Linked DNA regions of Homo sapiens: region 1 is linked to region 2. A link is a contact called in ENCODE Hi-C data. All regions are on one chromosome and are shown on one strand. Each heading gives the region's core, a stretch centred on a gene start or an enhancer-like site at or near the end of the contact. The rest is flanking DNA. Distances are from core to core; before and after follow the strand shown. Region 1 holds the start of GPR101 (G protein-coupled receptor 101). Region 2 holds the start of HTATSF1 (HIV-1 Tat specific factor 1).

Region 1 (6,512 bases), core at 796-3,295, 540 kb after region 2:
CTCTGATTTCCTCTCATCTGTTTCTCCTGCTGGCGCGTGCGTGCGTGCGCTTTCTCTGCTTGTCTCTCACACTGTCTCTGGCTCCGGGGAGTTTTGGTCGCTAGCGCTAGCGCATGCGCGTGCGCTCTCTGTTTCTGTCTGTTTACGACCGTCAGTTTCTGTCTCTTCTCCAGTGTCTCTCGCTAGCGCACTTTTTTTCTTTATCTCTCGGGTTGTGTGTCTGTATGTGTCTCACCGTTTCCTGATTCTTTCTCATCCTTGTCTCTCACTTATGTCTGTCTCTGTTTCTCCGTCTCTCGATAGCACGTGCACGCTGTCTCTTTCCTGTTACTCTCATTTATCTCTTCCACTCTGTTTGTCACTCAGTCTCTCTGTGTGTGTCTCTTTCGCTAGCGCACTTTCTCTGCAGGGCTTGCGCTCTCGCTCCCTATCTTTCTCACAGTCTTGCCCGTCTCTCCCTCAGTCTCTTTCTGATCCATTCTGTCTCTCTGTGTCTCTGCCTGTCACTGTGTCGCTCGCTAGTTCATGTGTGTCTCCGTCTTTCCCTAGTGCTCTCTTGTCTCTCCATTTCTCTCTCAGTCTATTTCCCCAGCAGTTCATCTTTGTGGGTCCCTAGCGCACCTGTTCAATGTCGTTCGCTGTGTCTCTGCCCGTCTCCGTGTCTCTCCAACTCTCTTGTTTCTGCGTCTCCCTCGGGTTCTCTGGGTGTCTCCTTCTGTCTCTCACTGGCACGTGTGCGCTTGCTCTGTCTTTCTCGGACCCTCTTGTCTCTGTGTCTCTCCGTGTGGTTTCTGTCTCTCCCTGCCTAAGTTCTCTCTGCATTACTCTGCCTCTCTCTCCATTGATCTCTAACACTCTACTGCTTGTCTCACCTGTCTCTCAAGCTATCTCTTTAGTGTGTGCACTCTCTCGTTGGTTTCTCTGTCCTTCACTTTCCTGTCACCCCAGGACTCTGGCTAAACACTTGCTTTGTATCTTTGAGTGTGTGCGCATCTCTATTTCTCTACATCTTTTTCCCATGGCCCCTCACCTTGGTTTTTCTCTGGCTGGATCTCTGTCTCTTTGGATCTCTGTCTCCCTGTGGACTTTATTTTGCCGTGGAAACCACCTGCCGCCCCGGCCACCGCGGGCTTTGGTTAAAAAACCCTTAGTTTATCAGCAGTGCAATGGAGACTGGAAAATGCAGAGAGGATGCCTATTGAGCTCCCCTACCCTCACCCTCCACAGCCCCATCCCCATTCCCAATTTGGCATCCTCTTTGCTTTCTCCGGATCTGCTTGGTGTCGGTGACAGCCGAGGGGAGTGGGAAAGGAGCTGGGGAGAAAGGCAAAAGAGGCAGGGGTGCAGGGTGGTGGAGAGAGTCAGAAAGGCAGGGCGAGAGAGACTGAGAGGCAGAGAGACAAAAAGGAAATGAGAGACAGCGAAAGAATGAGATACATACAGAGAGACAGAGAGAATGTGAGCAACAGAGAGGGAGAAAGAAAGAAAAAAGAAGAAATGGGAGCGTGAGAGTGAGAGAGAATGAGAGAGCAAGACAGACTGGGAGAGACGCAGACAGAAAAAGCAAAAAATAATAAGAAAAGAGAACAAGCAGAGGAAGAGGGAAAGGATGAGGAAAAAACGAGAGAATGGAGAGGAAGGGGGAAAAGAACGCACGAGAAAAAGTGAGAGAGAAAACGCGAGGGCGGGAGGATGGCTAGGGAAAGGCGAGAAGGGGCCGCACCGCGGGCCACCGCGCCTGGTAGCTCAGCAGCCGTCGGGACGCTTCAGAGGGGGCGTCGTGGGCTCCCAGGCTCGGGGCCCTGCCGGGTGCTGGGGGCCACGGAGCCCGGAGTAGGGCCGGGCTGCTTACCTGTTGCTGCTGCAGACGTGGCGTCGCGGGCGCCGCGTGCAGGTCCTTCGGGGCTCCTCGCGCTCGTCCCGGCCGCCTCTCGGGGCTCGGGCGGCTGCGAGCTGGCACGGGGCAGCGGGCGCTGCGGGCGCGGCAGGAGCGGGGCACAGCGTCTGTGCCCGCACGTCCGGCCAGCGCGCCGCGCTGCAAGCTCTGAGAGGCAGCGGGGGCGCGCGGCGTCTTAAGGCAGCGCGGTGCCCTCACCTTGCGGTGCCGCCCTCCCCTCGGCCCCCGCCTGCGCCCGTGACGCACGAGGCCGCCGCAGCCCAGGGAGCGGGGCTGGCAGGTGGGGGGCCGTGCACCAGACCCCACTCAGATTTTCTCACTCCGGGTTCCCACCCCTGGGGCCCCGAGTCCACCGAGAGCTCACAGACTGGGGATTGTCACCGGGGCTGATTTTCGTGCAAACCCCGTGCCTTCCTAGCCCCCTGATTTCGGGCCAGCTCCCAGGCACAGACCCTGCACTATCCTTCCGATTCTTCCAAATAGGAGGGCCCGGGACTCCCCTCGACTTCTGAAAACCCTCCAAAGTATGAATAGCCCCTGAGCCCGAGAAAGGAATCGTGACTTTAATGTCAACGATTTTCCACGAATTTCTCTAGCTCCCAGGAAGAGCTAAGCGGCAGTGCTTTCCCTGTGGGATTTGGAAGCATTTCATTTAAGACAAGCCACATAATTACCCACTATATTCTTTGATTGAAGTATGTCTGTCTGTAAGTCAGTCAGCATCTCTCCCTCTCTCCCTCTTTCTCCCCCTCTCTCTGCCAGGTACTGTGTTAAACTGTTTACACAGAGAATACCGCTGAATCTTTACCCCAGCCTTGTGAGATAAGTACCGCTATTATCTTCATTTTATAGAGACAGAAGCAGAAGCCAAGAAAGATTACCCTACTTGCCTAAGTTCAAGTAAATATTGCACACGTTCTATTAGCCAAGACATTCTGGTCTCTCCTAAACACATACTGGGTATTTGTTGTATATCAGGACTGAGGAGGCCCCCTCTTCCCTGCCCCCAGAAGGTAGGGAAGGTGACCCAGACCAGGGATCATTTGCATTAGATTTCCAAGGGATTAGGAGGTGTTTTCTAGGCAGGGCACAAGGGGAAATGTGTTCTGTAAAAAGAAGATGCATGGGGTAAAACTAGGGCTGCAAGAGAGACTTGAGTTCCAAAGGCTGGGAAAACAGGCTGCAGCATGGTGAGTGCCAGGAGGTTAGCTGGTTAAACTGGGTAGAGACAAATCCTGAGGGGTCTTGAATGCCAGTCTGCAGACTTCGGACTTTACCCTGAGATCCCTGGAGGTCGTCGGAGAGTCGTTTTATTATGAAAGACTTCAAGCATACACAAACGTAATGAGAATAATAAAATAATCCTCCATGTTCCTATTACCCAGCCTTCACAAGGGTAAATAATTTGCCATTCTTGTTCATTGGTGGGTTTTAGGTAGGGCGATATTCTAAAATCAGGGCTGGTGTTGGATGGAGAAAGCTGAAGGGAGGCTGTGGCAGGAGACAAAGAGGGTCTTGACAGGTCCAACAGAGCGGGGCAAGCAGAGACCTACAGAGAGGCAAATTGACAGGGAATAAGGGCAAGGAGGTGTTGGGGAGGGTCTAGAATGAGCACAGGGTTTGGAGTTGGTTGATGGGCTGGATGGAGATACCTCCTCCCCTTCTCGTCACCTGCCTCTGAGACAGGGAGATGAGACAGGTGTATAATCGGGCCTCAAGAATGCTCTTTGGATCTGGAGTCCTGCATTTGCTCTTAGATCATTTGTCCTTTTTCTGCTATGCCTGATTTTATCTCCCCAAGGTTGAATGGTAAAAACCTGGTCATTTTTCCTAGAGACAGTTTCCGTGATAATCACTCACAGTTATTATTAATTCCTAGCTTCGTGCTGGCCATGGTACAGAATCCTGGGTGGCATGCACTGTCAAGCGGTAGTTTGTTCAGACTCAATGATTTTACAATCACTTGGGAGGCAGTGAAGCTGCTAGAAGTGGCCAGAGACAAAGGCCAGTCTTTCTTGACCTTTCCTATTTTTATTGTGGTTGTGACCATGCCCGAGACTGCTAGGTTCCAGCAGGGGACCCTCTAGACACATGTTAAAGATTGGTGCCTCAGAGGGATGGGCTCATGGAGTCTGCAGCTGCACTTTTGGGCACGAAGGGGGATAATAGGGAGTGGAAGGGGTTGGGTGGGATGAGGCCTCTGCAACTGAGACAAGCCTGCCAGCCGGAGATAGGAAAAAAGCCAGAGAAGTGCTAGGAAATAAATACCAGCTATTTTTCTGTATAGGGAGATGTTTGAGGGTGGTTAATCCTCCGGTGTCTTCTCTTTCCCTCCAGATGTGAGCAGAGTAGGTATTCTTGGATTTCAAAGACATCCAAATATCAGTTCCCCAACTGGAAGTATGTGGTGGAGCTTTGGGGAATGTGGATTTGGCTTCCAGCCCTGCAGGCTCTGATTCTGATAGCCTTGAAGGAGCCCTTCAACTGACAAGCCTCATTACATTCTGGGGAGAGTCTTTGGGATGAAACAGGGAGACTTTGGGATGATGGCTTAAGAAGTCACCTAGTCCTTTTCCCTACCTTCATAATTCAGTAGCAGCAGAGGCACGATCAAGCTGATGATATTAATGGACCAGGACTAGAGGGCAAGAAGCTACCAACAAGAAAGGGCCCAAGGTCCCATTGACAATCACACGTTGCAACACTGGTCAGTAGTGTGCCGGCCTCAGGCTTGTTCACCTTGTCAGACTAATTGCCCCAATTGCTGTACCAATAGCTAGATGAGGGAAGTTGGGAAACCCAAGACTCAGCCAAGTATTAGTTCTAGTCATTCATTCTAGTAATAAACGGTGCAAGAGTCCTTGAGTGCCTACTTTATGCTTGCTGTCTTGTATTAAATCCTTGAGGAAGCTCTGCAAGTTAGGAAACAATACCGTATTTTCTGAAAGCATGACACAGTACATACCACTAGGAAATGGAAAAATGCTGAACATTTAACCATCATACCATGGCTAACAAGATACATCTTGATTTCAAAGATGCTAGAATGTGAAAAAAAATGTGCTTTAGAATCAATGTAAGACAGTATCATCCCTGTCTTTACAGAGGGGTTAAGTAACTTATCCAAGGTCACACAGCAAATAAGTTTTGGAGCTGAGAGTTAAAGCCTACTCTAACTCCAAAGCAGGGGCATTTCCTAGGCTACATCAAGGAAGAGTGCAGAGACAAGACAGAAGGGCTCCCAGACCCAGCTCAGATAAAATTTTTGAATCTAGGTGAAAGGGGACTAGGAGTTGCTAGAATTGTGAAAAGACAAGTGCATTTGCAGTGGTAATGGTTTCTTTTTGTAGGACAGACACATGGTTCCCATAGGTGGTAAAAAGACTAAATCAGTCAATCTAAGTTCTAAGTCACACTCCTTTTTGCTTAGCGAGTTCATAATAAGTCGATGGGGAAAAATATATGGTTTTGTTCTGGAGTGCCTACCCATGGGGGTGTTTTACATTTTTCAGTGTTATGTGTTACTCTGGAATTCACTTCAGGCCAACTCCTAGAAGCTGTGTTTGCAAAACTGAAACAAAATCAAGTACCACCTGGGTGTGAGCTAATATTGCACATTCTGTGGGTTTGGGCAGTACAGAAGTTCTGGATTTCAAAGCTATGTCTATCCAAATAAACTAATTTGGAAGAGAAAATCAGCAGAAAATAACTTGATGGATTAAAACTAGAGAGCAGAAGACTTGAATTCTAGCCCTAATTCTGTGGCTAACTTGCATGTAACTTTGGGAAGATCCCCTTCCTCTCTCTGATCTCACTTCTGTAATCCACCAAATGAATGTGTGTGTGTGTGGTGGGGCTAGGGGTTGGATGTTAGGTAGTCTCTAAGGATCCTGTCAGTCTATGACCTTTGATGCCATCTACTTTCTATCTGAGTGTTATTTTTAAAAACCCAAAACTAATCTGACCCAAATATTAAAAAAATTGAAAGCTGGACTCTGCTTCTGGCCATGAAAGAATAAGAGACAGGATTTACCCTTTTATCTTAAACAACTAAAAAAGTGGACAACATACATAAAATAATAGTTGTTAGACATTGGAAAATAGACAGTACAGCACAGTGATCTTCAAGAAAAGAGAAACAAATGAGGTGAGCCCTACAATTGCCTCCGTTTACTACCTAGAGAGAATTTCCAGTCCTCTGTGCAGGAAGAAAGAATCCAGGCTGAGCCTGGAAGTCCGCCTAAATTTAGGAGACAAAGTTCAGAATTCAAGGAGGTGAGGGTGGGCAGAATTTGCAGAGCAAGGTGCCAGAGGGGCACTGCACAGAAAGAGTACTCCGGAACTCTGTAAAAGATTTCCCTCAAGGCTGAATACTGATCAGCACATGCATGTAAAGTATGCAAGGTTGGGATAGAACCACTCAAAAGGAGTAGGAGGAGTGATTTGTAGAGCTCACACAAGACTGGGAATAGCTCAGTTTCCCAGTAGTCAGAGAGAAGAGACTTCATAAGATACAGTGCATCAGACTAAGTGCTCAGAGGAGGATTGCCTCAGTAGTGGAGCCAAACTAGCCTTAGTGTCAAGTATGCTCTGATCCCACATATGAAAGCTTAAA
Region 2 (7,478 bases), core at 2,823-5,322:
TAAATTTGTATTTAAAAAAAAAAACAATGTTTGAGTGTGCTTTTGGTAATGCTGAGCTTTCTTTAAATGGCTTGTGGAGTCGTGAACTTTTGCTAATGATGTGGCTCCAAAAGGTAATACATATTAACATTAGACTTTAACTTTCTGTAAAATTGGTTTACTTAAAGTTGGGCGGGGGGTGTGATACTGTATTAGTATTGTTTTAAAGTGGACACTGTAACACGTGTGGAAAAACAAATAAATATGAAATAAAGTTTTAAATGACTCTGTGTAACTTTATATTCTAAAAACAGTATTTCTGACAGAATATAACGGAACCCATTTTAATTCCAAAATGTTACTTTCAAGTCACAGAGCCCTAAAACAATCTTACTATTTTCCTCACTCTGAGTAAAAATTACATCTTTACTCTCCTAAACTCTAATAACTTTTCAGATATAACTTGATAAAAGTACCAGAATACTAAAGTGAAGACAGCTTTTTGGAAGTTCATAAAACTAGAACTCAAAGAACTTTTTTTTTTTCCATTCTCAGCAATCCTTAGGTGAGTTAGGGATATAAAATAATTCCCTAAATGGCTGTGTAGGGCATCAGCCTCCTTCCATCCGTAGTTGTAGTTGGCTTAAAATTCACAGCTTTGCTTTGATTTTTGAGAGGGTGGTCTCTTTTTCAACAGATTATCCTTGTCATGGCTAACCTTACAAGTAGGCCCTAATAGCCACAATTTTTTTCACACTGACTTTTGTGGTTCCAGAAATGTTTCTATGGAAAATTTCATTTCTTTGGAGAGAATTCTAAATGGCGTGGATAGCTGGGATATATACAAAATAAATTCTGTATACATCTCAGTGTTGCTCGGGGTCTTCCCTGACCCAAGACTTAAAACATGGAACATAATACAGTAATACTCCACAAAGCATGAAAACACAGTCACGAAGTTAGGCATTACCAAAACGTCCAGCAGGTAAGTCTTCATCATTGAAGGTGAAAGCACTACAAAACACTTAACGACTCGCTTTTCTGCTGAAAATAGCAAATTTGGGTTTGCAGAATTTCTGCAGTTTGAGTCATCTTAGGTCAGGAATTCATCGATCTTTTTGTCAGAAAGGAGTCTTTTTAGTTCCACTAAGCCTTGAGATTATAGGATGTGGGGATAGGAAAATTCCTGGACAGAGTGGGCTTGAAGGGACCATTTTTTAAAAATCTGATTTGGTATAGTTCAGTAATTTTTCAGAAAGAGTTCTTAGGCCAGATAGGTGAGTCCTATCTGGAGTGCAGTCTCTGCTTTTGTAGGTTAATGTATATTTATCCACCAAGAAGGCTGTGGCCTATTAGGGCAGAAGTACAACACAGATCACCCCATATAAAGGTCAGAGGGAAGAATGAAGCACATATTCAGAGAGAAGCCAGCTATGTAGATTCTTCCTAGGTCCAGCATCCCTTTATGTGGCCCATCTACACTGCAGTCCTGGAGTTTCAGTAGCCGCCCCTATCTTTATAACCCACCCCCCTTTTTTTTTGTTACCTCGAGTGTTTCTATAACTTGCAAGAAAAAAAACTTGTAAAAGACAGGTTACAAAGACAGAGATGCTTTCAGATTACCTCAGTCATTAGGGAGTTATTCTATGAATATGCAGGGAAATGAGAAAAAATAGGAACCAGGCCTCACAGAGACCACAGCATTGTGCAATTATAAACTGCCAGTTCTCACGACCAAACAGAATGCCATTACAGGTACAATGTGTGTACCTCTCAACTCCACTGCCTCACTAGTATAGTGACTCAGTGACCCTTCTTCGCTGCTTCAGCTGCTCCTCTCACCCGTGGGGAACTTCTCCACAGCAGGCCTCTGTTCTGCCTTTTACCTTCCCTGGGAGTATCTCCTTGCTTCTTTGCTACTCTGACCACATCCCTGTATGTTCCATACTCAAACTTTCTGGGAGAGGTTCTTACTGGCTCAGTCAAATCCAGTCTAGAATGCAGAGCTATCTGCCAGGTCACCACACAGACCCTGGGCAGCCTTTGGGCCAGGATGGCTGGGTGACATGGGACATAAGCATAAGGAACCCTTTAAGTCACCTGCTCAAAAGACGGTTGTGGTAGAGCCGGCACTCAATGATATGTGCAGTAGGGTGGTGTCGCATATTATCACCTATGCTGTGAACTCGGGAATGAAATGGGAGCCCAATAACACATTGCTGAAAACAGCTGTATGCTATTTTTGGATCCAGGAAAAAATATTTAGCAAAGTTTAAGCCTAATAAAACTCACATTACCTATATCATAAAAGTGCACACAAATTCAGTTCTCCAAGAGTTCCTGCCAGAATGAGAACTTCATGAAAAAGAAATGTAATTTAAAAAAAAACTAACCCAAACTATTAAAAACTGTTGTTATCGTTGAAACCATAGATTCACACAACTGGTGTGTGGGGAGCCAGGATTTTCTAGAAGTAGTACTCAACTGCTATGTTTAGAAGTGAAGGTCACTGGAATAGTGAAATAATTTCTTCTGGTAAGGTTTTCCCGGACCTCAAGCCCGGGTTATGATATTTATGTTTACACTAATGGGTTCCTTATTATTTTAATGAATTAGTATTTTTTAACAGCCGCTTTCATTTTTGTGCAGAAATATTGGTAAGTATAAACCACAAACAAACGTTTTTTGGGGTTTTCAATGTTTTAGTGTAAAGAGGACCTGGAACCAAAAAGTTTGAGAACTGCTGTCCTCCAGCATCTCATATCTGTCAGGTGCCAACCATCTTAATTCTGTCTCCCCTGAGCTGTGCCTGTCTTGTCAACTCCTGGGTCGCCAGAGCCTCACGCAGTGCCCTGCACTTAGTAGGGGCTCAATAAATACCTGCCCAACTTAAAAATATGGACCTTTTCCTTTTCAGCAATGAGTGTAATTCCTGAAAACAAAGTTCTGTTTAGAACAAAAAGTATGCTGTGTCTTTCTAAAAGAATGACAAAGAAGCGGAGTTTCCCGGCCAATAAAGCTGGTGTTTACACTGGGATGTTTACATTTATGCTTAAGTTTCAAGTTCGAAGCTCGAGCGCCACTGAAATCTGCAGTACAAGAGGCAGGCAACTGCTGCCCTTTCCATCCTTCCCACGGAGTCGAACTCCAGCCAGAGGAAGGTATGAGACCGATAAAGGAGAAGGCTGACACCAGAAAAAGAAAGTTGGCCCTTCTACCCCTCATTCGTTCATTCATTCGCTCATTCCGCATTAGACACCAGAGCCGGTGCCAGGAGTTTAGGCTACCAAGATGAACAAGATCCGGTGTCTATCCCCGGGTGTCGTAAAGAAACAAGTAAAAGACGCGGTTCCTGAGCGGGGGAGGGGCCTTTGGGCGAAGGAGGCGCGTCGTTTTCTCGAAGCCAGAGAAATTTGTCCTGTCCGCCCCACCCACTCCCCTAAGATGGCGCCCTCGCGAAACCCGCCCGGCCACCCCCGCGAGGGAATATTCCCACGCCTTCCTTCCGTTTCCCTCCCGGGCCGGCCGATCCGCCGGGGACCCCGCGGAGCTCAAGGCCCTTGAGGCGCCGCGGGATCCCAGTGGCCCTCGCCCCGCCCCAAACCCGACCCCGGTGGGCGTCGACGCGCAGCAGCAGCGGGTCCCCCCAACCCCGGCGCCCCGCCTCCCCGGGCCTCGCGCCGCATGCCGGCGTCGGCGCTTTTTGACGCCATAGTGGGCGTGTCGGCGCGACCCGCGACGTCGCCACGCGCCGACAATGGCGGCTGCGTCGGCCTGAGCAGGGCTTAGTTTAGAAGTAATTTCCTGACGTTGCCGAGGGAGCCGCAGTCGCCTCAGATCCGGTCGGCGGCGGCGGCGGTGGCGGCGGCGGCAGCGCGCCTGCGCGCTCCCGCAGCGCCCTGGACCTAGCGGCGGTGCCGAGGCCCGGCGGAGCAAGCCAGGTGGGCGGCGGCGCGGCCGAGCTCACAGCATCAGCGCGCGCGCGCGGTGGGCGGGCAGAGAGGGGGGCGGTGCAGCCGCCGAGCGGCCGCGATTTCCCGGGGACTGCTGGGGCGCAGCGGGGAGGCGGGCCGGGGGGCGGCGGGGCGCGAGCAGAGCGCGGTTGACCTCCCTTTCTCTGCTCAGCTCCAGCGTCATTTCGGCCTCTTAGTTCTTCTGAACCCTGCTCCTGAGCTAGGTAGGAAACATGAGCGGCACCAACTTGGATGGGAACGATGAGTTTGATGAGCAGTTGCGAATGCAAGAATTGTACGGAGACGGCAAGGATGGTGACACCCAGACCGATGCCGGCGGAGAACCCGATTCTCTCGGGCAGCAGCCGACGGACACTCCCTACGAGTGGGACCTGGACAAAAAGGCTTGGTTCCCCAAGGTAGGAGAGTGCCACGGGCGCCACTGCAGAGCGGGCCGCCTGGCCAGCCTCGCGGGGCACTCCTTTTACGTTTGCTTTGCTGAGATCCTTGGTCCTTGGTCCTAGCCCCCTTGAATAGCGACGCTTCTTTTTGTTGTGTTTGTTGGGGCACCGATGTGTAAAAGAACGTAAATCTTTAGGGTAGTGTCTTAAATGTAATTTTTAAGTCTTTTCTATGCTTTATTAATCTTGTCTGTGAAGGTCACAGTTGATTATTACATGACTGCTTTTTATTGCAAAGAGGAAAAATACCAAGAACAAATTTAGTAGCTGTCCATTTCTGGTAGCCAACCCCACTTGTCCTAGGAACTCAGATGTTTAGCTTATGTACTATGTGCAAAATGCAGTTTCTTGATTTCTTTTTTAAAGTAGCTGTTTATATAGCTTTACTAATTGAACTTTCTTTGCACCTTGCTTTACTTTCCTAGTAAATTTTGTCCCTAGGCATATATGTTTGAACCATATAACCACAGGAATAAGACTGGAGATACACAGAATACAGATGGAAAATCTGTGTATGTTTGTTTGGAATACTTGGAAATTGCTAAGTATTTTTATTTCAGCTTCGAAGTAAAATAACTAATGTTAAACTTGATTCTGTAAACTTTGTGGTAAAAGTGCCCTTTTAATCTGGCTCTCATGAGCAGGAAAGGGCACACTAATAGCACACAAATTGACTTGCAAGTCAATGATACAAAACCTGTCTCCACTGCGCGACTGGACTGCTATTGTAAAAATTCTTTTGCAACTTTTCTTTCCCATTCTGTATTTGTATATATATTCCAATCCCTCCAGATTGTTAAAATTTACGATTTCACTTCTGTGTTGGTAGTGCTAGTTTGAGTGCAGATTTGGTTTCTTCAGCATTCTGAATACTTTTAACAAAGGTGTGATAATGGATTAATGTGTGACTTTATCCTTTTATGTTGTTGAAGCCCATACCTCTTCAAACTTTGGGTTTTACATTTTCCCCATTCCATGCCTGCCTAATATTGATTGGTATGATGATATAACTATATTTCTTTCGTTTTGCAATAACGCTTTTCCCCCAAAGGGGAGGAAGATAGATATGAGTTGGATTTGTCTTTAATTTGTTCTGATACTAAAATATAACGTCATTTAATTTGTGATAAAGTTAAAATGAGCATTTAGTTTTACAATTGTTAACCCCATTCTTTATATACCAAATCAGAGTTCTGTTCTGTGTGCTCTCTGCATACAGATATTTAAGTACTTATTGTACATGTATATTGGTGCATCTGTACAGTAAGAGAAAATTGGATTCTGTGGTTAGATTATTCATTGACTGTTGGTTTTTATTGTTTTATTATCTGGTTCTTCCTTTGTTGTATGTATTTGTAGCCTTAGTCAAGTAGTGTAGAGAGGTAGTAATTAATAAATGAAACAACTAGAAAAGGTGCCAGCATCACTTAAAATGCTTTAAATCGTATCTCAGACTTTTGCATTGATCATCTAAGTACTTGTGTCTTATTTTTTATCACCGTATGCACAATTTTCTATAGAAGGTGACTATTCTTGCATTTATACCTTAATAACTACAACTATTATCCACAGAAACACTTTTGTGTTAAGTTGTATAACTATGCTGTAAAAACACAATTTAAACTTCTTATGAGTGGAAATAATTTTGAATTTCTCTGTCCGGGTCTGTTGAATTGCTTGTGTAGATTACTGAAGATTTCATTGCTACATATCAGGCCAATTATGGCTTCTCTAACGATGGCGCATCTAGTTCTACCGCAAATGTTGAAGATGTCCATGCTAGGACTGCAGAGGAACCTCCACAAGAAAAAGCCCCGGAACCCACTGATGCCAGAAAGAAGGGAGAAAAAAGAAAGGCTGAGTCAGGTAAGTGGTTCTAGCTTACAAATTTTAAGTGTAAAAATTAAAAATATGGGTGTGCATAGGTACAGTTGCTTTTTCGAGAATTATAATAGCTTTGAAGGAATAAGGTGAGTTTTTTCTTTAAGGTAGTGTCAGTTATAAAGAATCAAGATAAACTGGCCATCTTTTTTCCAGATAGGGCTCTAAAACTAATTATTTCTCAAAAGATTTAAATCTTTTGAAAGCTGGGTAGTGATTTGAGTTAGTTTATCTTGGTCTTTTAAGAGTAACAGAAAGGTCGTCCTGGAAGTTTCAAGAAACTGCTGCTTTGTCAAGATTCCATAATATGACTCTTATCTTTTTTTGCAAGTGTTTTATTTATTTAATTAATTTTGATTTCTAGGATGGTTTCATGTTGAAGAAGACAGAAATACAAATGTATACGTGTCTGGTATGTATAACTTTTTAAACAGGTTTAAGGTAGGAAATACTTAATTTTGAGATTTTTCACGAAGTGATTTTTAGCTTTCAGTTTCTCCAGAGTCCATTTTTTATCATTGTGTCATTTTTTGTTCAGCCATTTATATTAGTAAGGAATATGTGTGTTCATTACAGAACCAAGAAATTTAGTGTGTAACTTTGCATACCAACCTTTAGGCCTGGTTAATGTAACTTACAGCAGTGTGTCCCTTCCCATTCAGTGAGGCCCTCAAGAAAGCATAATTTTAATGTATATTTGAACACACAAAAATGTGAAATTTCTTCAGTTCCGTAAATGTAAAACTTTTACATACATTTAGAAAATCAACATTGCATTCACCTAAGTTATAGATTTCTAATTGGTAGAATGCTAAGTAATTCACCTTCATTATCAATTATAAATGTTTTTTAATTTTTCTTAAATGACAGGTTTGCCTCCAGATATTACAGTGGATGAATTTATACAACTTATGTCCAAGTTTGGCATTATTATGAGAGATCCTCAGACAGAAGAATTTAAGGTCAAACTTTACAAAGATAATCAAGGAAATCTTAAAGGAGACGGTCTTTGCTGTTATTTGAAAGTAAGTTGTATGATCAAATAAGTTTCTTGTATCTTCGTTTTTAACTCAGGAACCAGGGCTATAATTTCTATAGATGATAACCAACACCAAGAACTGTTCAAAACAGGATATGAAGAAAACTGAAATTTCAGTTAGTACCTGTGTGTATCACATTGGTAAGATTATTCACTTGTTTTAAG

Evidence for each region. A loop is a pair of places that touch in the nucleus more often than their neighbours do. Pooled maps may share reads with other maps.
Region 1: a pooled map shows a loop between it and region 2 (8-fold over the local background). The contact joins the promoter of GPR101 here to the promoter of HTATSF1 in region 2. A Hi-C loop is called at or near these places in 7 of 50 pooled maps.

The regions. Positions count from the first base shown.
Region 1 is chrX:137,031,950-137,038,461 of GRCh38, forward strand. It overlaps GPR101 (G protein-coupled receptor 101), which reads right to left and starts at 2,046. Exons shown (of 2, transcript NM_054021.2): 1 at 1,853-2,046. RefSeq lists an enhancer at 1-146.
Region 2 is chrX:136,493,520-136,500,997 of GRCh38, forward strand. HTATSF1 (HIV-1 Tat specific factor 1) reads left to right here and starts at 4,073. Exons shown (of 9, transcript NM_014500.5): 1 at 4,073-4,351; 2 at 6,079-6,259; 3 at 6,639-6,686; 4 at 7,145-7,299. The coding sequence starts at 4,166. It overlaps BRS3 (bombesin receptor subtype 3), which reads left to right. Exons shown (of 3, transcript NM_001727.2): 3 at 1-261. RefSeq lists a silencer at 3,414-4,083.